2 separate regions of the Homo sapiens genome follow, and region 1 is linked to region 2. Evidence: chromatin loops called from intact Hi-C (ENCODE). Cell type or tissue: GM12878. All regions are shown on one strand. Links, peaks and the distances in the headings refer to the core of each region. The heading gives the core; the rest is flanking DNA.

The links. Peaks named below come from ENCODE experiments on the same cell type or tissue, not always from the same donor. Only the 100,000 strongest peaks of a DNase experiment are listed, where the experiment ranks them.
Region 1: a loop joins it to region 2, with 2.0 times the contacts of the local background. A loop is called at or near these places in 4 of 110 quality-filtered maps.

Annotation. Positions count from the first base shown.
Region 1 is chr7:111,098,341-111,110,378 of GRCh38, reverse strand. The region is part of intron 3 of IMMP2L (inner mitochondrial membrane peptidase subunit 2); the gene reads left to right. LRRN3 (leucine rich repeat neuronal 3) reads right to left here. Exons shown (of 3, transcript NM_001099658.2): 2 at 10,417-10,498. It also overlaps the pseudogene LOC124901853. Among named protein-coding and RNA genes, the nearest start is that of LRRN3, 13 kb to the right of the region's middle. RefSeq lists an enhancer at 6,296-6,395. In GM12878, for the core only: no CTCF peak of the experiment used is centred there; no DNase peak of the experiment used is centred there; H3K27ac peaks cover 323 bases.
Region 2 is chr7:110,436,292-110,448,329 of GRCh38, reverse strand. All of the region lies in intron 3 of LOC105375451 (a long non-coding RNA gene), which reads left to right. It overlaps LOC105375450 (a long non-coding RNA gene), which reads right to left and starts at 11,956. Exons shown (of 3, transcript XR_927862.3): 1 at 11,729-11,956; 2 at 4,878-5,040. In GM12878, for the core only: a CTCF peak has its summit at 5,822 (motif pointing right); a DNase peak (open chromatin) is centred at 5,866.

The DNA of each region.
Region 1 (12,038 bases), core at 1,315-9,314, 660 kb before region 2:
ATATATGAGAAGCATAATTAAACTTTGTCATAATAATGAATATGGACTTGAAAAATATTAGTTTTGAGGTTTTCTTTAATGACTGATTCCTATCAATTGTGTGGAGAAACAAAGATTTGAAAAAGAATATCATTTTCCCTAATGATGTCTTCATGTCTAATATCCATGAACAGATAGGATCTTTGATGCTTTACTTATCTTTGCATATTTTAGTATAGTTCAGATCCTAAAGACTTTATTTTTTGAGACAGAGTCTCACTGTGTTGCCTAGGCTGGAGTGCAGTGGCGTGATCTCAGCTTACTGCAACCTCCACCTCCTGGGTTCAAGCGATTCTCCTGCCTCAGCCTCCTGAGTAGCTTGGACTACAGGTGTTCATCCATCATGCCTGGCTAACTTTTGTAATTTTAATAGACACAGTGTTTCACCATATTGATCAGGCCGGTCTTGAACTCCTGACCTTGTGATCCGCCCACCTTGGCCTCCCAAAGTGCTGGAATTACAGGCATGAGCCACCGCGCCCAGCCCCTGAAGACTTTTTAAGGGCCCTTTCCATTAACTTCAGTTTTCCATCATATAACAATAGCAACAAACAATGAAAACAGCGATAGTAGTCACAGTCATATTGTGCTACAATGTACAAATTCAGTTCAATTTTCATATATGACCTTATCTGATTCCCCTAATAATCCTGTCAGCATGTGCAGTTATACCCACTTTACAGGTGATAACTCAGAGAGATTTCATGAGGTGGTGAAAGTTGAAGGGGCATTATCAGTGATGGCTCCTGAACTCTATTCCAGGTCCTTGACTCCATTTTCAGGTCTCTTCCTGTGAGCTCTGTGTAATAAAGCTTTGTGTCGCAGATATATATGTACTTGATTGCCCCCTTACTAGTTGTTAATGAAACACCTTCATGTCTAGACCTATGTCTTACTCACTGAGTAAGCCTATACTTGTGTGCTGACTTGTCTTCTTTGCACAGTGAAATTAAATGATACTTTCTTTTAAAACTTAATTAAGATGCTTTTGTAGTTCGTAAGCATGATGATTGGGTTTTCTTGCTCTTGTATGAGATGTGCCTCCGTCATACCTTGGAAACCTGACTTGAAAAAAAAAACTTAATTATGGAAGGAAAGTTAATGGTTTATCATGTAGCTGGCAATGAACATGTTAAATTGTACTGAAAATGTTTTACACATTCTAGATGTTTGTTCTTTAATTTGGTCTTTAATTCTTCTTGATAATACCTTATTTACGGACCACCTTACTTAAAATATCCCCTAAAGTCATTCTTATTCTCACCATGTTGTTTTCTTTATAGATCATTTAAGACTGCTAGAAATTATTTGCTTTTTGTTTATTGCTTACTTCCCATCATCTCCACTAGAATGTTAGCTTTATTAAAGTTGTTTCCGTTTTATTCAGAGCTATGGATCTCCAATGCCTAGCTAGAATATTGCCTGCTATTGTTGTTCAATAAATATCTACTGAATGAATGAATGAATATCAGTTGCTTTTAATTATAAATTTCCATCTTATTATACATTTAAAAAAATTTGCTGTACGAGGTACTCATTTGTGACCTTTGTTTTGTTGGTGAATGCTGAATTGACTCATGTGGTTTGTATGCATGAACTATTGAGTGATGATGTAAGCTTGGCAAACAGAAATAAATATGTTTTTTTTAAATTCAGGAGATTACAAAAGTGTAACAATACCCACTTTAGAAGGGTATAATTAAATCTGTGATTGTTTAAAAAGAATCATAAATTTCTTCTAAGCCAATGTCTACTCTCATTATATCTCGAATAAATCTGTTGTGAGGAAACTAATGGAGATATGTATGTTTTGTTCGTATATCTTTTTTACTTGAGATATAGTTTTCAATTGATTTTTATATATTATATCTCTAGTAATAGCACAGTGTAGTGGGGGTATAATATATACAGATTAGTTTCTTAAAATTTGTGACATTTGTATTTGGAGAACATAGAAAACCATGTAATTTAGGTTAAAATGTATTCTTAATGATTGAAAGTGCCACAGACTTTCAGAATTAATGTAAAAAGCTGTATCAACAACAAAAAGAGCAATAATAAACATTAATATAATTGAGTGTTAAGTACTGAGAAAAGTCCTCTAGAAAATTGGTTTGATGTGGCTGCAGGCCAGACCATGCTTGTTGCCAGCTGATAGTGATCAAATGGAATACATCAACAATCTGTGAGGTTTTTGTCTCCAAACCCAGACTGGGGTTAAGAATCTGCACTAGAAAGTGACACTTACAGAAGACACTGTACTTTAGGAGAAAACAACAACAACAACAATAAAAACAAAAACAGTATTGTAAAGAAAGCCATATATACTCGGTTAAGAAAAAGTTGATGCAAATCAAGACAATATCTGCTGTAAGTTGAGACTGGGAAATATTTTTGGTGCAAAATTTCAGCAGAACTCTAAATCTATGCAGCACACATGAAACTAGTAAAATTTACTTAAAAGTTTAAGCTTTGCATGCTAGAGTCTATAATATTATCTGCAGAATTGGAAATACTACAGCTTGACCAAGAGCTTTGAAATGTTGCAACAGCCAAATGTTGCAAATAAATCTTTGGGAGTTCATTATTAGCCAACAAAATTATTACTCACTAGATCTGAAATAACAAATCTGTGGCCTTGACATTTAATCAGAGCATGAAACGCATCTATTGTATTTCATATTTGAGATTATTACTTTACTAGTGCCCCAATTAAAGCATGTAGATTCTAAAATTCTATTCAGATAAAGTAAAATACAGAATGCTTGTTATACATGCACAGAATCTTTTTATTCATTGCTTCATGTTCCATTGCCCCTTCTTCAACATGCTTATATTGAGTTTTTAATGAACAGAAATGGCTTTAATATAAGTATACAAAGAACTATCCAGAATTTCTTTTTAGAGACAAAGGTGGTAAGAGGTTGAAACTGCCCATATTCCCCTGTGACTGATCAGTTGAATCTAAACTGTTTACAACAGAATGTTGAAAGGAATTTTCTACCTGCTGTAGGGCTGGCGTTGTAATATAAGGCAATTTTACATGCCCATATAATTTAAATTATTAGACTTTATATAAAAACTTTTCTTCAAAGTCTGTCTAAAAAGAAAGTAAAAATGGGAGAGGAAAGAGAGAAGGAAGAAGGGAGGGAAGGAGAGAGAGGGAAAGGGGAAAGAAGGAAGTTTCTGAATCTCTCCCACCTATCTTTTTCACATTCTAGTGAGAGAGATTCTAAGTATTGTCTATTCATGAGCATCTGCAAATCACATTGCAGCTTAACTGTCTCTTCTCTGATTTAATAGAAACTTTGATTGTTTTCTAGGATTTACATCCAGAGTAATTGTTTTTGCATTTTAATATAGAAAGAAGTAGATTGAATACATGCATAACATATTAGAAATGCTATTAAGCAAATCATTCTGCATGGTACTATTGAATGAATGTTTTCCTTTACTCTTCTAAACAAAGCACACATTTCTCCAATTATTTTTAAATTGAGAACAGTGGAAAAGAAATCTATTTGTGTGTTGATTCCATTTTTTTTGGTATGATTAAATGGTACAGCAGAAGTCTTATACAGTATAGTCAGGTACTTTTCCCTGCAAGATCTGTAAGGGCAGTTTTTATGTGCATCCTAGATATACAGTATTTTCACACACCGAGACTTTAATTCCTGTTATCTTAATATTATTTATAAGTCCCTCACATCTCTTAGCAGCCATACTTCACCAACTCTTGCCCTATTTGAGTCTCCACCTCAAAATAGCAAGCCTTTCACTCAAGCCTGGGGCAGTGAGAAGTTCATGAGAAGTTTCCACATGGCAAAAATGGTGATGGTAGAAGACATATCTGTTTTTCATTTTATTTGTTTGTTTTTAATTGGACTGTTTTTCTTAGAGAGTTTCTCAAAACCAGTGAGTTTCCAGAGAGAAGAGATTTCTATTATTTCAAGGGCTGATAGTTAAGATCCTTCAAAAAAGTTGACCTTCCCACATCAGACCAATGTCTGTAGAGTTTGAAAAGTTGTCAAACTTGCCATTAAATAAGGAGAACAATGACTTGTGCTTCAATTGTTCCACATTCAGGGCTTTGAGTGTTCCAGGTACTTTGCTTCTTCTCTTAGTTCCCAATTGAGAAGTAAGTAGGTAAAGGATGAGTATTCCTCCCATTTTATTTAGCATGTAGGTGCTAATTTGTCTGCTCCAATGTGCACCAATGTTGGTATTATATGTTCTAAGGTCCTCTGCTGTATCCTTGGAAAAAGACTATGTTATGTGTTACTGTGATATTACAAATATGTTTCTAAGAAAATTAACTGCCTATTATTTGTACTTGCTCTTGTTTCTGATTCAGAAAAATAAGCTTGCCCTTGCTGGTGCATTAGGAATTGAGATGTTGTGTATTCCTGGGAGTGTCATGCGTAGATTTGATACATACATCAGTGGAGTTAAACTGGCTAAAAGAGCTGTCAGTGATAAAAAGTGGGGATGCTATAAAAGACAATGGCCCTATCACATTCATGTGACTAGATATAGGCATCTCTATCTATTTCTTTTATATTTTTATGGATTTTTTTTTCTTTTCACCTTTTGCATAAATTGTTAGTACACATAATACAAATGCAAACAACAGAGAGCAAGCCCATTTTTAAAGCTATGGGAAAATAGACCTGTCAGGAGATTTGTTCAATTTAGGATAGGAGGAACAACAAAAATACATGTTGTATTTGTTTCTTAGAAAGTACTCTAAGGGTGTTTTCCCCCCAGCCAGCTAAATTGCATGTGGCAGTTGCTACAGCAACCCATTTTTGTGATTTGCAGAATAAGGGAGCAAACCAGATGTAAATTGTCCGTCAGTAAGTTTCTGTTGTCATGGAAGATGGTAACGTATGCAGTCTCATTTGGTCAATTTATGTACTGTTGTGGTGTATTGTTCTATCTGCTCTTTTCAACATGCTGTCATGAATTAGTATTCCATTCTTTGGATGCATAATTTCGGAGTTTCTGAGTTTTATACATGATGTTAACTGAAATAACTAGATGTCAGATTCATAGAAGGTTGTTGCAAAATGAAGGTTATTTGACATCTGTTTTGTAATTTTTCAGCCTATTGACATAAGAATTCTTTATTTCATGAAGAAGAATCAAATTAATTTTTAAAGGGCACTTCAAAGGTTTTGTGGTTATTTTATTTGAAAACACATATTTACAGTCTACAGAGTTAAGAATATATTTTTGTCTCAATGAGACCTTTAGTAAGGAAATAGGAAATAGCTCTGGACTGGGAGCTTCTGGAATTCTATGGTCATGCCTCTCTGCTCTTTGCATTCTGGCAAGTAGATTCACATTTTAGACTCAAATCACTTGTAACAGCCATTATATTTGGAACTCCCCATCTCTTCTTTTTGTTTTTCTTCCTCTTTTGTGTGAGAGACTGTCCCCTTCTCTCTGCTTTCTTTTTCTGTCTTCCCCACTGTTCTAGAAGCCATGACCCTCTCGTTCTAAATAGATTTTGCCCTGCTTCCAATGAGATGCGAGGCTGGGTATTTCTATGCATATTTTTAATTTGATAGGAAGTGTAGCTTACAGCTTATTGTGAATACATTAACATCTCATCGCTTGTGACAAGTCCTTCACACTTTTCATCCCTGCTATTAATTTTCCTTTTCTCCACATTTAAAAATTTTTCTTTAGCATTTGCTCCCCGAATCAAAAAGACTAGATAGGGGGATTAATGATGAGACTTTTCTGTTATTTAGCATGATTTACAACTATTGCTGGCAACCATACTAAGTAGTTTCACATATAATGTCCCCTCAGCCTTTTAAAAAATTGATATCAGCTTCAATAGAAGTGATGGTATTAGTTACTAAAGTGACATCATATCAAAATATATAAACATGGAGCATTATCAACAGAAGTGAGAACAATTTCTAGAACAAAATGTAGAGTTTGGTAAATCTAAAGCAGATAACAAAAGAAATTGTTTCATTCTCTACAATAAATTTGAACTGTGGATTACAGAAGTAAACATTTACAGGAAATTGGGACACAGAGGGAGTGGGAGAAGGAAAATCATATGACTTTTGTCTCTCCCCTACCTGGAGTTTCATCATTTCCAACTCTGCAAAATTGGCTCAAGATGCGAATAGTAAAGGCAGGTATGTGCATGCATGAATGAAGGAAGGTATCCTCCAGCAAATTTGCCTTTCAAAAAAGTTGCCTGAATATAGGCCCAAACTCAGAGATATGAAGAGTTGTTATGCTGGGGAAGTGAAAATGAAAATGTAACTTTTCATTTCACACACATATTACAGGAGTACCACTTTTCAGTGTTCCCATTTTGTTCCACATTTAACCCTAAAATTTCTTGAATTGCCAATACAAATGCCTTATTTTGCTCTCTGGTACTCTCAAAATGGTGTTCAATAGAAGCAGCCTAGTCATTAAGGGATCAGGCATGGACTCTCGTTCTTTCTGTGCTGCTGCCATGTCATTGTTTCCTCATCTACTGAAAGGTGAGTGATAATGGTACCTACTTGAAAGGAATGTTGTGAAAATTAAATAAAATAATGCGTTAAAAGTTCATAGTATAAAAAAGTTCTTCTGCACCCGACACATACAGAGTGGTTACTAAATGTTAATCACTATCATATTAAGAAGTCATCATACGGATAAGAACTCATTAGAATTTGCTGTAACTTAAACTTACAGGTGAAAATATTGGAACAGGAGAAATGACAGAACAAAATAGAACTACTTAAATGTCATTTGGCTCTGATTATCATAAAAGGTTGTAGAATTTTACTTGCCTAATCGATATTTTTCTGGTTATTTCTGTGAAAATAATTCTAAAAATGTATCACGCTATTTACCATGTTAGTTATATGACATGTCTTAGAAGAAGAAAAAATCCTTGGAAAGCAGGTGCAAATCAGTGTGGCTAGACTTAGTTAAATATTTATAAACTGGTAAAAACTATTAGCAGTTGGCAAATATTTGAAAAAATCCAATATTGGTCTGTGTGTGAAAGTGTAAATGTATACGTGTATGCTTGTTGGCAACGGAATAGATAGAGATAAAGAAGTACAATTATTAACCATAAATCTGCAGAAATGCTAATACAGGTTTTTTGAGATGATGGAGTAATGCAGTTGTTATTTCTTGAGATATAGTTACATTTTGCAGGAAACAAAGTCTAATAGATATTGTTAAAATTTAACAACATTCATTAGTACTCACGCAAAATGCTAATTAGAGTACAAATAAGAGAGAAATGAAAACTGTGAAGTCACTATGATCAATGGACACTGTAGTCTTAAAAAAGACCATGTTATTGTCAGCAATTTTTAAATTTTAGCAACTCAAGGGCTTGAGTGCTCATTGTCCTATACTATATGGTCTTTTAAGGGGAAATTGGGACATTGGGGTTTTAATTAACGTTTAAAAAAATAAGTTTACAATGAGATTTATAATTTCAAAGATTGTAATTATTTTATACATATTATGAAGTCTTTTATGACCCTAGCAAAGAGGATTAGTGAAGAATGGTTTCGGAGCTTTTTAAATTTGAGATGGAATGTCCCAGAGTAGTGGAAGTTTCTAATAGAATAGCACGAAGAAGCTGGATTATTCTATTTATTTTTTAGATAGGTATGAAACTTCAAACTTGCTATTTCTGTGGTTTCCATTCTTTTATTATACTTGTGGGCTTCCATTTAGTAATTTTTCTCTCTCTCTTTTATTTGACTGATTTAAACAAAACAAAATAATGCTTCAGCTAAAATCACTTTAGGGCAAAAATTCAAAACTCCAGACTCAAGTAATTAACATGTTTGATGTAAAGCAGCAGCAACACATTACTGTCAATAAAATGACAATCTAAAGAGACATCTTGAAAACTGACTGGATGACAGTGAATTGTGCTTCTGCTAAACTCCAGCAGCTAAGAGGTTCCACAAATATGGGCCCTTCACAGATAAGGCACTGCTGAGTTTCTCTATAGGGTTGAGTTTGGGAAGTTTTGGTCATCATGATGCATTAAAAAAAAGAATGATTTGACAGGAGCATATGGTCCAAACTTTTTAAAACTATAATCATAGTCAATGTGCTATGAAATACCCACTGGGTAAGGATTGAATCACCTGGTTTTGGTTCTAATTATGTCTGTAAGTCACTTTGAACAAGTGACCTAAAATCTGTAAAATCTATCCCAATATAGGGATTTTGTTATATTCTGACTCATTTTTTTTTTTTAAAGAAATTGACAGGCAGTGTAGAGTTCACTCATTAATCATATTGGCGGCAGTTTCTGCATGGCCCTCATTTGAGTTCCATATGGAGTGAGATATAGTGTATGAAAATTAGAGTTCATGAACATGTGGGCAGAAGAGTTTTGTCCATTTTTGGTAGATGTTTCTCCTAAGGATACATAACCTAGTACTCTACAGATATCACCTGACTGCCAAGAAATGACTGTGGATGGTATACCTTTTTAGATTGGGGGCAGTAGAGATAGGAACTATGTTTACCACAGCCTTACATTATTACATATTAACTGAGACTATTTACTTTGAATGTCCCAGTCAGGTCCCTTAAAATCAAACCCCTAACTCATTTAGCTATACCCTCTTCTCAGTCTTCTCAGGGAAGACACAAGACAATATACCTATTGAACCTTTATTTTTCTTGTATATTTCACAGGAAATATACAAGACAGTATACCTATTGTACCTGTTGTACCTATGTATATTCTGTATTAATTCGAACGATTGTCTCAAGTAATTTTTTTTTTTACTAAATCTACAACAAAAATGGTAGACAGTGGACAAAAGAAAAAGACTTGAATCTTAACCCAATAATTCTGTAACTTTGTGCAGAAAATAAGTATGGATTCTTAGGTGTTACTCTCACAGATTCTGAGATCATACATTAAAAGTACCCAAGTGAGTTTGGTAGTACATCATCACAGACACGAATATATGATTCTGCTTGTTGTATCTTATAGACATTATCGCTTATCAGTATGCCAAGGTTCTGTTCAATGACTAGGGATGTATCTATATCATGGTCATTGATTAAATGACCATGAGATGAAATGTCTAAATGAATAAGTGGTAAGATATTATCTTAGAATATTTCTTCTTTCAAAGACATAAAAGTCTATATCAAGTAAAATCCAGAGCAGCAGATTGCTTAAAAACTAAATATGATGATGTGAAAAGAAAGCACCATGCTTAAATGGGGTTGAGAATTCGATATACTGCTAGCAGGTGTGGAGGCAGAATGTGGTGATCAAGGAGGAGGAGTTACCATTCTGGACAGGAAAAATTCTTTATGGGGGAATTTTAAACTTATAAATGTTCATCATCTTTACAAAATATAGAAAGATATTTAAAAGTTTTCAAATATTTTCAAAACTGGTGAGCAACATTCAGGGCTGAAAGAATAAGGTTAAAACATTGTTCTACTTGTTCAATTTGCAAGATATTTATGGTCAATAAAACTTTCCTTATTTCATTACTGATTTCCATTCCCTAAGAAATGATAAAGATCTTAGATGTTCATAAATCCTCCTGGAATTCAACCATGATATTTTTACATACATTACACTTCTAAAATTACAAAAACAAAAAAACCTTAATCCAGTTCAGCCAGAGCCTAAATTTTTATCTTTTGGCTCTATGCATTTTCAACAGATTAATAAGAATGTTTAAGTAGAAAATCCACAAGTAATACTTTTAGATTAGTTGAATTATATTAAGTGTTCATTATCATTATATTATTTATTAAATAATATTATACTAATCAGGTTGTACCATGTGGTAAAACTGTAAAGTTTGATGCACTTATTGTATTTATTTTAAATCTGTATATGTTATAAATATTTTAATATATATTTTCATTACATATATTTTATTATATATAAAGTTTAAGCATATTATTATATATATATACTCCTGATCTTGGCTGAGAAGTTTAAAACTGTAGAAAGAGCCTGTTGTTAGATGCTTCTGCATAAAAAGTCAAATGCTTCTCTAAGGATAAATATATTATGCTTATTCTAAGAAATATGTGATAAGGCATTGGGTACAGTGTACACTGCTTGGGTGATGGGTGCACCAAAATCTCAGAAATCACCTCTAAATAATTTATTCATGTAACCAGACACCATCTGTTTCCCAAAAAGCTATTGAAATTTAAAAAAAAGAAATACATGCTAAGGAAGACACCATAACATGGGCTTCAGAGTCAGACATTCAGGGTTCAAATCAGGACCTTTCCAATGAGTGAAGTTGGGCAAATGCTTCTCCATTTCAAGCCTCAGTTCCCTCATGGAATCAAAGTGAAATGAGGTGAGTTGTACAAAGAGCTTACCCAGGGTCCGGGCTGTGGAGCATGTTAAATAAATGTTGCCCAACATCTTCCTCTTCTTTCTCTTTCTCCTCCTCTTCCTCGTCTTTGTTGTATGTAAGAAGTAGCAGGAAAAAAACCCCAAAAGTTTAATTTTAAATTATACATGTCCTTCTTTATTTCTTACATGTTAGGTTATTCATGATTCACAATACTTTAACCTTTTATCACCTCAAAATTGAATTTCTTTTTTTAGTTGTCTAATTGCTTATAACTTTCAAAAAAAAAACTTCATTTTGAATAGAAAATGTATGTTGATGTGAGCTCTCTAAACTCCATTTTTAATCACTGGAGGAATCCTCAGCAACATTTTTGCTTTAATTTTACATTCAGATTTTGTTTTGTAGGACAGTCAAGTTGAAGGACTCCCCTGATAGCCCTTTCAGGAGGTGACATAGCAAGAAATGCTGAAGTTTTACAAACAGCTAATATAGAACGCTTCTACTAAAGTTTTAGGTTTGGCTCAGCATCCTCAGTTTGAAAAGCAAATTACAGCTTTCATCAATTAACTTTGCAGGGCTAGCAGCTTATTCATACTGAAGAAGATTGATGAATTTCATTGAAAATTGATGCTCATAGTAGCAATGAAATTGTATTCAGACTATTTTCATCTTCATCATTTAAAAGAGAATGCATGAGGGGAAAAAAGTGTCTAAAATTTGGAACTAGATACAAGGAAAGCTTATTATAAATAATGAAATTTGAGACCAATGAGCTAAGTTTTGCATTTTTCTTTTGTGTCACTTATTATACTGCATGACCTCAGGTGAAGAAGTATGTTGACTTCCACTCGATGGAAAAATGATGATAGAGGAAGTTATAAGCTGCCAGTTCACAGGTCTAGCTGTGAATTGAACTACAAAAAATCATTTTAGTTAATCTAGTGGATAGCAAAACTCAGATATAAATAATTAAAGCATCACTCCTTTCTCAGAAAGAAAAGAAGAATCCTACAAAGGTATAATATTCTAGTATGAGCAGAATGCATGATATGAAACTAGAAACAGAGTTACTGTATTTTGATAGAGAATCTGACTCTTGGAAGGCGATATCAACTAGCTATATTTAGGCAGTACCAACGGGAGGCAGTGTTGCCTCATGCACAAAGGCTTGTTCTTTCGAGCTAACTAACCTAGGTTCCTTTTCGTGTTCTTCATTAGTTATGGCAAGTTACTTTTCTTCTCTAAGCCTTATTTTTCACGTTGGTAAAATGGGTTAAACATAGCGCTTACTTAGTACGGTCGTTATGAAGATTAAATGAGAAAATGTATGTTAAGTGCTTAGCATAATGTTTGGCACAGAAAATGCTTGTATGTTGTAAATGAGATCTGCCAGTATTATTACCATTCCTTTAGCCAGTAAAGGATTGTCTAAGAGAGATGATGTGGTTTGAACGTATAAGGGCTCTGCTTACATTAATTTATGTCAGAACATTTGTTTTAATTCATCATTACTTTGATTATTTTGCCCAACAGCAGCATATTATGGTATAATTTATAGCCTAAATATAAAAATGAGACTTTGATATTTACATAAATTTTGCTTCCTCATTAAAAAGTAATTGATTGAGGAAATGGTTTGGAAAA
Region 2 (12,038 bases), core at 1,313-9,312:
GTAACCTGAAAATGGCCACACTGGGAATATTTCATAGAAATCAGCAAAATCTACACATGAAAACTTTTCTTTTGCACCAGTTTACTCGTGCACCACTGCCCCAACCTGATGAGACTTGACCAGCATCTCATTATTGTGGTTTTAGTTACCAACTGAGCTTTACTTGGATACTTACTAATAATTAGGCTCTTGTTTGGTATGTGTAACTGTATTTTCCATGTAGAATATTTGCGTTTTAAGCAGAATTTTCTTTAAAGATGAAAAAACTTACAAAGCATATAGGAAAAAGGCTATGATGATGGGAAGAAGTTCCGAAGAATTTTCGTAAAGATATGAATCTTTGCTTTTGTTACTGATGTTTCTCAACCACCTAGACAATTATGTGGTATATAGTGAGTGTTCAATAAATATTTGTGAAACATATGAATGCTTTACATGTAATAAGTACTGTTCATTGAAACATAAAGAGGTTAAATAACTGATGTCATGCAGCTAGTAAGGAGTGAAGTGGGAATCCAAACATAGGCAGTGTTTTAAGGGGTTCTTTGCAAAATTAAAGGAATTGAAGCAGCTGATCTGTGTTTTGTTTGTGTTCTATTCTGTGTGATATCCCAAGGGGAAAGAAAAAAAGGCAGGTGATCCCATCAAATCTCTTTGTCAACTGGAACCTAGAGTATATAGAGTAATAATATTACCCAAGGAAAAGAGACTTTATCTGTTTAGTATTCCTATGAGGATGTTCCCTACAGGACTGCCCCTAGGGCATTTGAAGCCCCAGGTAAATATTTTCTGGAGATGCACTGGGGGTGTACAAACAATTTGATTCAATATATAATGTATTACAAAATTAATACATATATGTAAAATATAGAGATATATTGACGAAAATGTATAATAATGAGCAGAGAAGTGGTACTGAAATATTTGCTTATTTTCTGATCAGAGCACATTATAATATTTTATAATGCCCAGTCATCTTTTCTTTTTGTTCAATTCCAGGAGCCATGTTCTTCATGTGCTTTCTTGTCAAATGTGTCCTTCTTGGCAAATTTTATATTTTCTACCACAAGAAAAATGTAGCTTTACTGTTATTATTCACAATGTCATGGATCTTCAAACCTATTTGTATTGAAACACCACTGATCTTCTTGGTTCTATAGTTCCCTAATGCCATCTTGTTAGTGACGATTATGTTATTACTCAGGGTGCTGCATTCTCCATCATACCACCCATGAATATGGAATTCTAAGGACTGTCTCAAATGTTATTACTGTGCTTTGGGGGTGATGACCACAAATGTAAGTCTTTCACAGTGTATGCAAGAAAATATGAATAATAACATATTTTCTGGTTATGTTAAATGTATTATTTAGAATGTTATAGCATAAATATAGAAGAACATATTCCAACCATGTTAAACTCTTCAGGCAATCATCACTGCGTTCCTATGACGTAATGTCTTTCAATGTTGATAACATCTCTGCTTTCCACTCGCCAACAACAGTAAGTAAAAAGCAAGGGACTCATGGGCAGAGCAAAAAGAAGGATCTCATTTGTACAAGGGATATTTGTCCTTTGTCCAGATCTGCTTAAGACTGACCCTGGAGAAGCCGGGCGCGGTGGCTCACACCTATAATCCCAGCACTTTGGGAGGCTGAGGCAGGTGAATCACCTGAGATCAGGAGTTTGAAATCAGCCTGACCATTATGGTGAAACCCCCTCTCTACTTAAAAAAAAAAATACAAAAATTAGCCAGGCATAGTAGCATGCCCCTTTAGTCCCAGCTGCTCAGGAGGCTGAGACAGGAGAATTGCTTGAACCTGGGAAGCAGAGGTTGCAGTGACCCGAGATTGCGCCATCGCACTCCAGCCTGGGTGACAGAGCAAGACTTCGTCTCAAAAAAAAAAAAAAAAAAAAAGACTGACCCTGGAGAACACGACATCACCACATTAATTGGAGGTAAGACAGGTCATTAATTAAAATTGCCCACTGGTGTTGCAAAGCAATGCTTGAAAAAAATCCTTAGAAGAGATAGATGTGGCCACCTTGGAAGTGTGGAGCCTGCTGAAGAGGTAGAGTGATTGCCTTGAGTGCTAGCACTAGAGGGGAGGTACACAGGGTAAGGGATGCCTGCCACCACCTCCACCACTCTTGGGTACTAAAACTATAGGGAGCACCACTGTCAGTACATGCACAGGTGAGAGCTGATAATACAGGCCCAAACAAATGGCTTATCCCCAAGGGTTTGTGTTGAACTTTCAGAAATCCGGAGTCCTGAACTTGTCCTCTGTCTGACATGAGTGAGAACCACAAAAAAATCTGTGTGTAAGCACATTCTATGACTGAATCTCATGAGATCTAATAAAAGAAATATTAGGGCTTTCTATTGGGAGTAATCTGCTTTTAATGCTGATTTTCTTGAATTAGAACCGTGCCCTTGAACCACACAGCAATATCAAAGATGCAAGTCCCAGAGTTCTTCCAGGCAACTGGTCAATTTCACGTATAATATAGAGGATCAGAGAGTGCCTCAAAGAGAAGAAATGGAAAGCACAGCACATGTGGCACCCTAACTACAAAGCACTACCAACTCCAGGAAGTTCCAACTACCAGAGGGGAACTCGGACATTTTTGAGGACAGTATTTCTGGCAACGTGACCCACTTAGGATCTGGTGCTGGGAAGTAACACCTTGATGAGATAGCACAGTTGGTCTAAGCCAGCCCTGGTGATCAGAGAGAGACTCTGAAAATTTTGAGGCAGGTGCTTCTGGTGACCAGGATCCATGCAGGAACAGGTTTGAAGGCACTCTGCTGGAGGGGTGTGAGGTTTCAGGGTACCATGCCTGAGAAGCTAACTTCGGACAGTACAAAATTGTAGAGGAGGACTTAGAACATTTCAGTGAAGGGATTTCAAAGCATAGAGCCCTCCAGGACCACCTGAGGAGCTGGTCCTAGGTCAGGGTCCCTGCTTGGCTGAGTCTGAGAGTGGTACTGTTCCCTGGCTAATGAATTATTTGAAAGACTTTAGAATCTATGAGGCATGTCATCTTGGAGAATGCCATGTAAGTTCTACAATTCTCTAGGATATTAAATGGAGATGTTTCACAATTAAAGACTCCTGCTGCAATAGGAGGTAACCCTGGAGACTTCACTTTTAGAGATTTCATCTATTATTCTGGGCCAGAAGTCCATGTTTCGCATGGGAAGATAGGACTTGGAGAACTGCCCTTAAAGCCCTTGATCTTTCTGCTGTGTCTGAGTCTGTTGATTACTTTTGTCCTTGAAATTATTGTAAAACTTAATACCCATTAAGATCTCCGGTTTGTTTAAGTCTGATATGCCAATCTAAACTATACGTTACACACATGGGGGACTCGGTTGATGTTTGGGGGCATGAACCATTTACTTGGTGTCACATTGATTGCTTCCTCTTTTCCTTCACTCTGAAGTTGACAGACAGGTACTGAAGTAATAATTTTGGTCCCTTTTTTCTTTTTTGAAGGGGGATGGCTGGGTGGGAAGGCAGGTGGAGAAGAGCTTTCTAATTTTAAAATCCGGTATTCTGGGAGGAATGTAGTATTTTCTATTTACACAGCTAGCTAGCAAATAAATTTGGGAATACCTATCAATAGTCTATATTAAGAATAGAGATAAAGCACTCAAAATTCAAAGCATGCGTCAACTCTATCAGAGTAAGTTATGTGTTTCTTGTACTCCAGCCCTTCCTCTGTAAAAGAGAATTATCACAACAAAGCCCACATTTTTCTAAATATTTTTGTTTTCGAGGCTACACATTTCAAGGACATATCATCTAAACAGAGGAATTGATTTGTCTGAATAGAATTCAGCCAGGATCTCAGAGTTTATTTGACTTCATAGAAGTCAGAGTGATCATATTTGGAGACGTGTGCAAAATCTTACGGCAGTGGGTTATCTTTTTTAATCCCAGAAAATAATTTACTAATGGGGTTTACCTGATGTGTAGTGTCCATTTTGAAGAACTGGCCTGAACCATAGTTATTAGTCATTATTTAATTTAATAGTGTTCGCTGTAAAGATAGCTGTCATTTATTGAAAACTAACCATGTACCAGGCATTGTTTTAAGAACTTTATGTGGAATATCTCATTTTATTTTCCTAGCAACACTGGAGATAGATACCATTATCCCCACATTACAGGTGAGGAAACTGAGATACAGGGAAATTAAATACTGTAGATTGCTCATTGTTACATACTTAGTAATTACTATGAGTCAAACAGTTCAGATTGATTTCAACATGGATCCAAACTTCAAGATCAGAATGGATGTGATACCCCAGACATAACAACTAGATAATTATAGATGATTCCTCTCTAGCTATTTGCTTCTAGGCTCTAAGCTTAAGAACTGGATTCAAAGATGCAGGAGGGCTGAAAGAGTGAGCCCAGTCCATCCTACTATGCAGCCATAAAAAAGAACGAGATCACGTGCTTTGTAGGGACATGGATGGAGCTAGAGCCCATTATCCTTAGCAAACTAATGCAGGCATAGAAAACCAAATACTATATGTTCTCATTTATAAGTGGTAGCTAAATGATGGGAACACATGGACACATAGAAGGGAAAATCACACACTGGGGCCTGTTGGAGGATGGAGGGTGGGAGGATGGAGAGGATCAATAAAAAAAACTAATGGGTACTAGGCTTAGTACCTGGGTGACGAGATCATCTGTATAACAAACCTTCATGACACAAGTTTACTTATGTAACAAACATGCACATGTACCCTTGAACTTAAAATAAAAGTTAAAAAAGAAAGAAAGAAAAAGAACTCAGGGTATTATTTTTAGCTGCTCATTTTGGGGAATATGGACTTAGTTATAAATAATACTTACTTTTATTTTTTTCTTTCAGGTGTACGACTTTCCCCTTCCAATTTTCAGGTTCACACTATATTCTAGAATAGGTATAGGAGGGATGGCTGGAAGGTGGTGGTAGGCAGTGAGTTGAATTTTGTCTTTTTCTCTTGTTCATTGGTCAATCACTCTTATTAAATACCTACATTATAAAATAATAGGGAGCTTTCAACATTTGATACAAAATATGATACTGTCCCAACCTTTATGCATTCAGAAATAAAAATAGAGAAAAAGTAAAGAGTACAGGAATAAAATGTTATGAATTTCTAAGAGCTGTATCCTAAAGCAATCCCAATATATGTCTAGAAAAAAATTTCCCTCATGGCTAACATACATCTTAGTATTATTTGTAGCCCACAAATATATTTAATTGGGTAAATATATAATTTTACCAACTTATAGGTTAGTATTTATCTTAAAGTTATTTTATAATGCTGTAATTTCACTTAAATTATGCATATTTTTATACTTTTGCAATAGCAACAGTATTTTTAATCCCTTCTAAATAATGTGCCTTTATTTATTGAAAAGCAAATGTAGTCTCTCATCAGTTTATAGTGGGTGAATGCTTTGTATTACATTTTAAATGTTGCTTTGGAAACAGGCAATTAGTTATACACCAGGCCTGCCCTTGTCATTTACTGAGAAGAAACACTGATACGGAGTTCCTTCTTTTGTAAATTTGAGATAAGCTGTCCTCCCAAAGACATCAAGATAAGAGGAATCAATGCACATTGTCATTTTGACAGGCCGTATTCTCCTGTTAGTTTACACATCTGCTCAAGGAGGGAAAACTATCAGATACTTTTGCTGATAATGATGAACAAGAGAGGGAGTCTTAGGTTGGTATCTGAGGACAGCCTGTCAAGGCCCAGTAGAAATGCAATCACCTCATTCTAATGAGTGCCATTGCCCTACAGGGGGAGCCACGATGACAGCTGATCCTTCCCCTGCAGTTTGAAGTCCTTGTTAATGACCTAACTGTAATTCTCAGACCTGTCAACAAGGCTGCAGCACGATTTCTCAGTCCAGTGAGCTATTTTCATGTATGTGTTTTCAGGCCCTTCCCCTCTGTTTTGAAGTGACAAGTCTCTGTGGTAGTAGGAACACCAAGGACAATTTGGTTGCTCCCAGATGGTTTGGAGAAAGGGCTCGTTTATTTTAGAAGCTGAGAATCCCAGCTTGTCATCTAATTATCATTAAATAGCTCCCCTATTTCTGCCTACTTTTTCTTTCCAGGAAGTTAACTAATGCTGAGATTGGCTGAAAAAAAAAAATACCCTATTACACACTTTCCTATTTTCTTTCCCTCTCGCATGTCAGAAAATATCAAATATTTTCTATTTGTTATTACATTAAAGAACTGCTGGCCGGGCGCGGTGGCTCACGCCTGTAATCCCAGCACTTTGGGAGGCCGAGGCGGGTGGATCATGAGGTCAGGAGATCGAGACCATCCTGGCTAACAAGGTGAAACCCCGTCTCTACTAAAAATACAAAAAATTAGCCGGGCGCGGTGGCGGGCGCCTGTAGTCCCAGCTACTCGGGAGGCTGAGGCAGGAGAATGGCGTGAACCCGGGAAGCGGAGCTTGCAGTGAGCCGAGATTGCGCCACTGCAGTCCGCAGTCCGGCCTGGGCGACAGAGCGAGACTCCGTCTCAAAAAAAAAAAAAAAAAAAAAAAAAGAACTGCTGATGTATTTTCACAGACTTAATAATTAGAACTAATGTGTCGAGACCAAAGGGATTGATTTCTTATTTTTATGTTTGACTTTTTATTCTTAAAAAAGATAATTTTAATACTTAGCAATTAAAACCAATACAAGTATCACTAGTAACAAAATATGATTGCCTCTAAGAGAATTTAGGTGAAACATAGACCATTTTTATCTAGGCAAAATAAAAACCAGAGATGAGGAGGGATTATTAGAATAATTAAAGAATCAAAAATTACATAAATACTTGAACTTTCCCTTGTAAAATAGAAATGTTGGTATGTTTAACTTGCAAAATAACTTAGACTTTCCCCTTTAAAGGCTAAATGAAATAACATGTGATAAGATTAAATAGTAAATGAAAGTATATCATCCCAGTGCTGAAACTTAGTAGGTGCTAAATAAATGTTGATAAAAGAATGATGGCCTCTAACTTCTGCTATTATGGCTAAAGGTAAGATCTTAATTTATAATGTGGGTACTGCCTGAGTTTTATTGTGTTATTATGGTATTATAGGACTAAAATGACAAGGGTATGGAAAACCCAATGTTGCTGTTGTGGTTTTTATAAAGTAACTTGGATTTCTGGGTCATCAGTAGAACCCTGGCTTGTGTGAGTACTGACTCTGTGGACTGAGCTTGTCACATTCAGTGTTCCATCTCGTGGCCCACTGAGCTGAGAATGTCTATGGCCTTTGGAGTGTAATGTCTTTTGGAATCTGATATAAGGCTAAAAAAGCCCATGCCAAAGATACCTATGATAGAAGTGTGACAATATTATTTTTGTTCCTCCACATTATTGCCCTTCTCATTTGCATTAATTCTGTTCAGAAGCAAAATATGGTGTAAGGAAGAAACCAATAATTGATTTTCAATGTGTTTTGGACAATTACTACTAAAATTGATGAATTTATTATTTTGTCAGTATATTTGGTACTTCAACCAATAAACCCTATTGGATAGGCTCCAATAGGGATGTGCTTCATACCAATATTCAGTCCTTGAACACTACACGTTTACTAAAAAATAAAAATCATCCTGACAAAGAATCACCCTGATCTTTCTTTTTTCTTTAGATTACTGATATAAGGTGACTATGGTTTCTGGACCTGAATTTTATTTGGCTTTAATTCATTTTTGATAGCATAAAGGAGGAAACAGTTCTTTCTAAATTATTCATCGTGTTGTTTAACAAGTAGGCACCATACAATGTGATGGCTCCTGAAATTCCATTAGTCTATTGTGAAATACGTAATTATACACTATTATGAAAATAAGAAATTTGTATTACTCATATGTATCTGACAGCCTGCAATTAGTTTAGACTCTCTAATTAACATATGTTTTACTTAATGGTGAGTGATTATGGATTATCATTTAATTATACATAATTTCAAATACTCATCTTTTTTGTGAATATTAGATACAAAAATAAGTGTTTGTCAAGAGCAAAATGATCATGCTTTTCTGTTTTGTTTTTGTCCAGTACCAAGAACATTATTATAAAATAAGTAGTAATAAAACAGCTTTCCTTTGAGTAAATTGCTGAATATTTTTTGCCATATATATTCTGCTATCATATTTATGGATGCCACTTTTCTTTTATATGAGTTGTTCATGAGTAATTTTTCACATAAAGAAGAATCAACAGTACAAAGAACTATGGAAGCGGTTGTGAGTTGATTAATTGAACCATTTTTTTTTCTGAGTACTCATTCTAAATACCTGGGTTTCATCAATCTACCCTAATTAGAAGAATATATTTGTATAATCAGGTTACAGAACCAATTTTAAGTTTTAGTGTAATGGTGCCTGATCATCTTTGAATAGGTTTTTTTGTTTTTATATAATGCTTGATTAATTCATACAAGTTTTACTACTTGGTGGTTTTGCCATATCTTATAGATACATTTCACTGTTTAATAAAAGAATGCTGGAAAATATTTGCAAATTATGCATCTTATAGACAAAGGTCTAATATCTGGAATCTATAAGGAACTTAAGAAAATTTACAAACAAAAAAACAACCACATTGAAAAGTGGGCAAAGGACATGAAGAGACACTTTTCAAAAGAAAGCATACATATGGCCAATAAGCATGTGAAAAAATGCTCAACATCACTAATCATTAGAGAAATGCAAATCAAAACCACTATGAGGTACCATCTCATACCAGTCAGAATGGCCATTATTAGAAAGTCAAAAATAACAGATGCTGACAAGGTTGCAGAGAAAAGGAAATGTTTATAGACTGTTGATAGGAATGTAAATTAGTTCAGCTGTTGCGGAAAGAAGTTTGACAATTTCTCAAAGAACTTAAAACAAAATTGCCATTCTATCCAGCCATCTCATTATTGGGTATATACCCAAAGGAATAGAAATTGTTCTACCATAAAGACACACGTACATGTATGTTCATCACATCAGAATTCACAATAGCAAAGACATGGAATTAACCTAAATGCCCATCATTGTTAGACTGGATAAGGAAAATGTGGTGCACATACACATGGAATACTATGCAGTCATAAAAAGGATGAGATCTTCCCCTTCCTGTGTCCATGTGTTCTCATTGTTCAATGCCCACCTGTGAGTGAGAACATGTGGTGTTTGTTTTTTTGTCCTTGCGATAGTTTGCTGAGAATGATGGTTTCCAGTTTCAGCCATGTCCCTACAAAGGACATGAACTCATCATTTTTTATGGCTGCATAGTATTCCATGGTGTATATGTGCCACATTTTCTTAATCCAGTCTATCATTGTTGGACATTTGGGTTGGTTCCAAGTCTTTGCTATTGTGAGTAGTGCCACAAGAAACATACGTACACATGTGTCTTTATAGCAGCATGATTTATAATCCTTTGGGTATATACCCAGTAATGGGATGGCTGGGTCAAATGGTATTTCTAGTTCTAGATCCCTGAAGAATCGCCACACTGACTTCCACAATGGTTGAACTAGTATACATATGTAGCAAACCTGCACATTGTGCACATGTACCCTAAAACTTAAAGTGTAATAATAATAAAATTAAAAAAAAGTTTTAAAGCAACAATAACAACAACAAAAGGATGAGATCATGTTCTTTGCTGCAACATGGATGGAGGTGGAGGCAATTGTCTTAAGCAAACTAACACAGGAACAGAAACCAAATATCACATGCCCTCATTTATAAGTGGGAGCTAAACACGGAATACACATGGACTCAAAGAAAAGAACAACAGACACCGGGGCCTACTTGAGGGTGGAAGATGGGAAGAGGGTGAGGATCAGAAAACAGTATATTGGGTACTATGCTGATAACTGGGTGACAAGATAATCTGTGCACCAAACCGCTGCAACATGCAATTTACCTATATAACAAACCTGCACATGTACTTCTGAACCCAAAATAAAAGTTAGAATAGAAGAAAAAGAATGTATAAATAGGAACAACATGAAGCATAAAAATCTGTTTCTTTCTCTACTTGCTAAATGAAATGTCCATCACAGTGGCAAGCCCTTTGAAATACTTTTGTTTTCCTTTCAGTAAATCCAGAGTGAATGGGATTAGTGAATTAATATTTCTAAAGCCAGAATATCTTTATTGAGGTTTGTAATCAAAGGAAAGATATTTAGTAATTTCTTGTAAAATCAATGTTGGTATTTATGACTTAATTTGCATTTTTGACAGAATACATTATTTTTTAATTAAAAAAACACAAATCCACATATAATAAAATATAAGTAGAAAGATTGTAATTAAGTTGGGGCTGTGTAGGTGTTTACTGAAAGTAATTAATGCCCTACAGTAGATTTTTTTTTTTTTTTTTGAAAGAGAGGGCTAGAGTAATCTGTTGTGGCTAAATTTGAAATGTAAGTAGCTTAGATAACTGTATTGCTTCTCTGTAAATTTTGATGAAACCTCAACTAGAATACTAGATTATTGGGATGTACTGAGTAACTTATTGCAGTAGGTGGAATAATGGCCTCTAATTATCTCCACACCCTAATTCCTGGAACCTGAGAATATGTTATCTTACAGGCGAAAGGAACTTTGCAGATGTGATTAAGATGTAGGATGCGGTGATTATTTTAGATTATCAGGGTAGGCCCAGTGAAATGACAAGTGTCTTTTACAGTAGAAGAGGCAGGCAGAAGAGAGTCAGAGGAGGATAAGACTAGGGAAGAACTAATAGGATAGATGTATATATGAAAGGGAGTTATTAAGGAGAATTGACTCACATGATCACAAGGTGAAATCTCACGATAAACCTTCTGCAAGCTGAAGAGCAAGGAAGTCACTGGTGGCTCAATCCAAGTCCCAAAGCCTCAAAAGTAGGGAAGCTGACAGTGCAGCCTTCAGTCTGTGGCCAAAGGCCCAAGAACTCCTGGCAGCCCACTGGTGTAAGTCTAAGGGTCAAAAGGCCGAAGAACCTAGAGTCTGATGTTCAAGGGCAGGAAGCATCCAGCATGGGAGAAAGATGAAAGCCAGAAGACTCAGCAAGCTAGCTTATTCCACCTTCTTCCTCCTGCTTTTTGTAGCCACGCTGGCAGCTGATTGGATGGTGTGGGTGGGTCTTCCTCTCCCAGTCCACTGACTCAAATATTAATCTCTTCTGGAAGCACCCTCACAGATGTACCCAGAAACAGTACTTTGCACTGTTCATTCCAGTCAAGTTGACACTTACTATTAACCATTACAAGTCCATCCCTTGTCAACTTGAACCCATATACATCTCTTGAAATCATACTTAATCTCCAAATAAAGACAATAATAAGGTCATAATTACACCTAACATAATACAGCTATCCTTCGTACAACTGGAAGCTCGCTAATCCTTAACCTAAATGCTATAACATAAAGTTAACAACACTTAAATGCTGATATGAAGTCAATAAATCTTATGTCACATGATAAAGGAAAGAGAAAAGAAAAGGAAGATATTTTCTTATGCAAGTGTATACAGGCACAAACATATTCTTAATAAAATAAGGAGAAAATGCTCGAGACAATTATAGTCCTTGTTTCTGCAACTGGTCACGTGGTTGTAGCTGGTATTGATTAATACCTTCCACTACTACCCATTCTGTATTCTCTTTGCCTTCAGCAAGCACCTCAGCTGGTCGTGGTTTTACCTGGTGGAGTGACTCAAATCTTCCTTGTTGAAGGGTCTGGGCCATTTGTAGTTCTACCTGGATTGGGTTGTTGTAGTTTCCCATTGACCTTAATCACAGGACATGGTAATACTAAGAGACACCCTAAGGGATCTCCAGTATTCCACACGTACTCTTCTTTACCTCCATTGTGGAGTAGTAGACTGATTTCATCTTGATAGTCCAGGTCAATCACCCCAGCCAACACTGTAACTCTCTTCTTAGCCTGTTGACTTAGAGGTAGGAGGAGCCCGAAGTGGCCAGGTGGCAATGTTAACTTCCAGCTTAATGG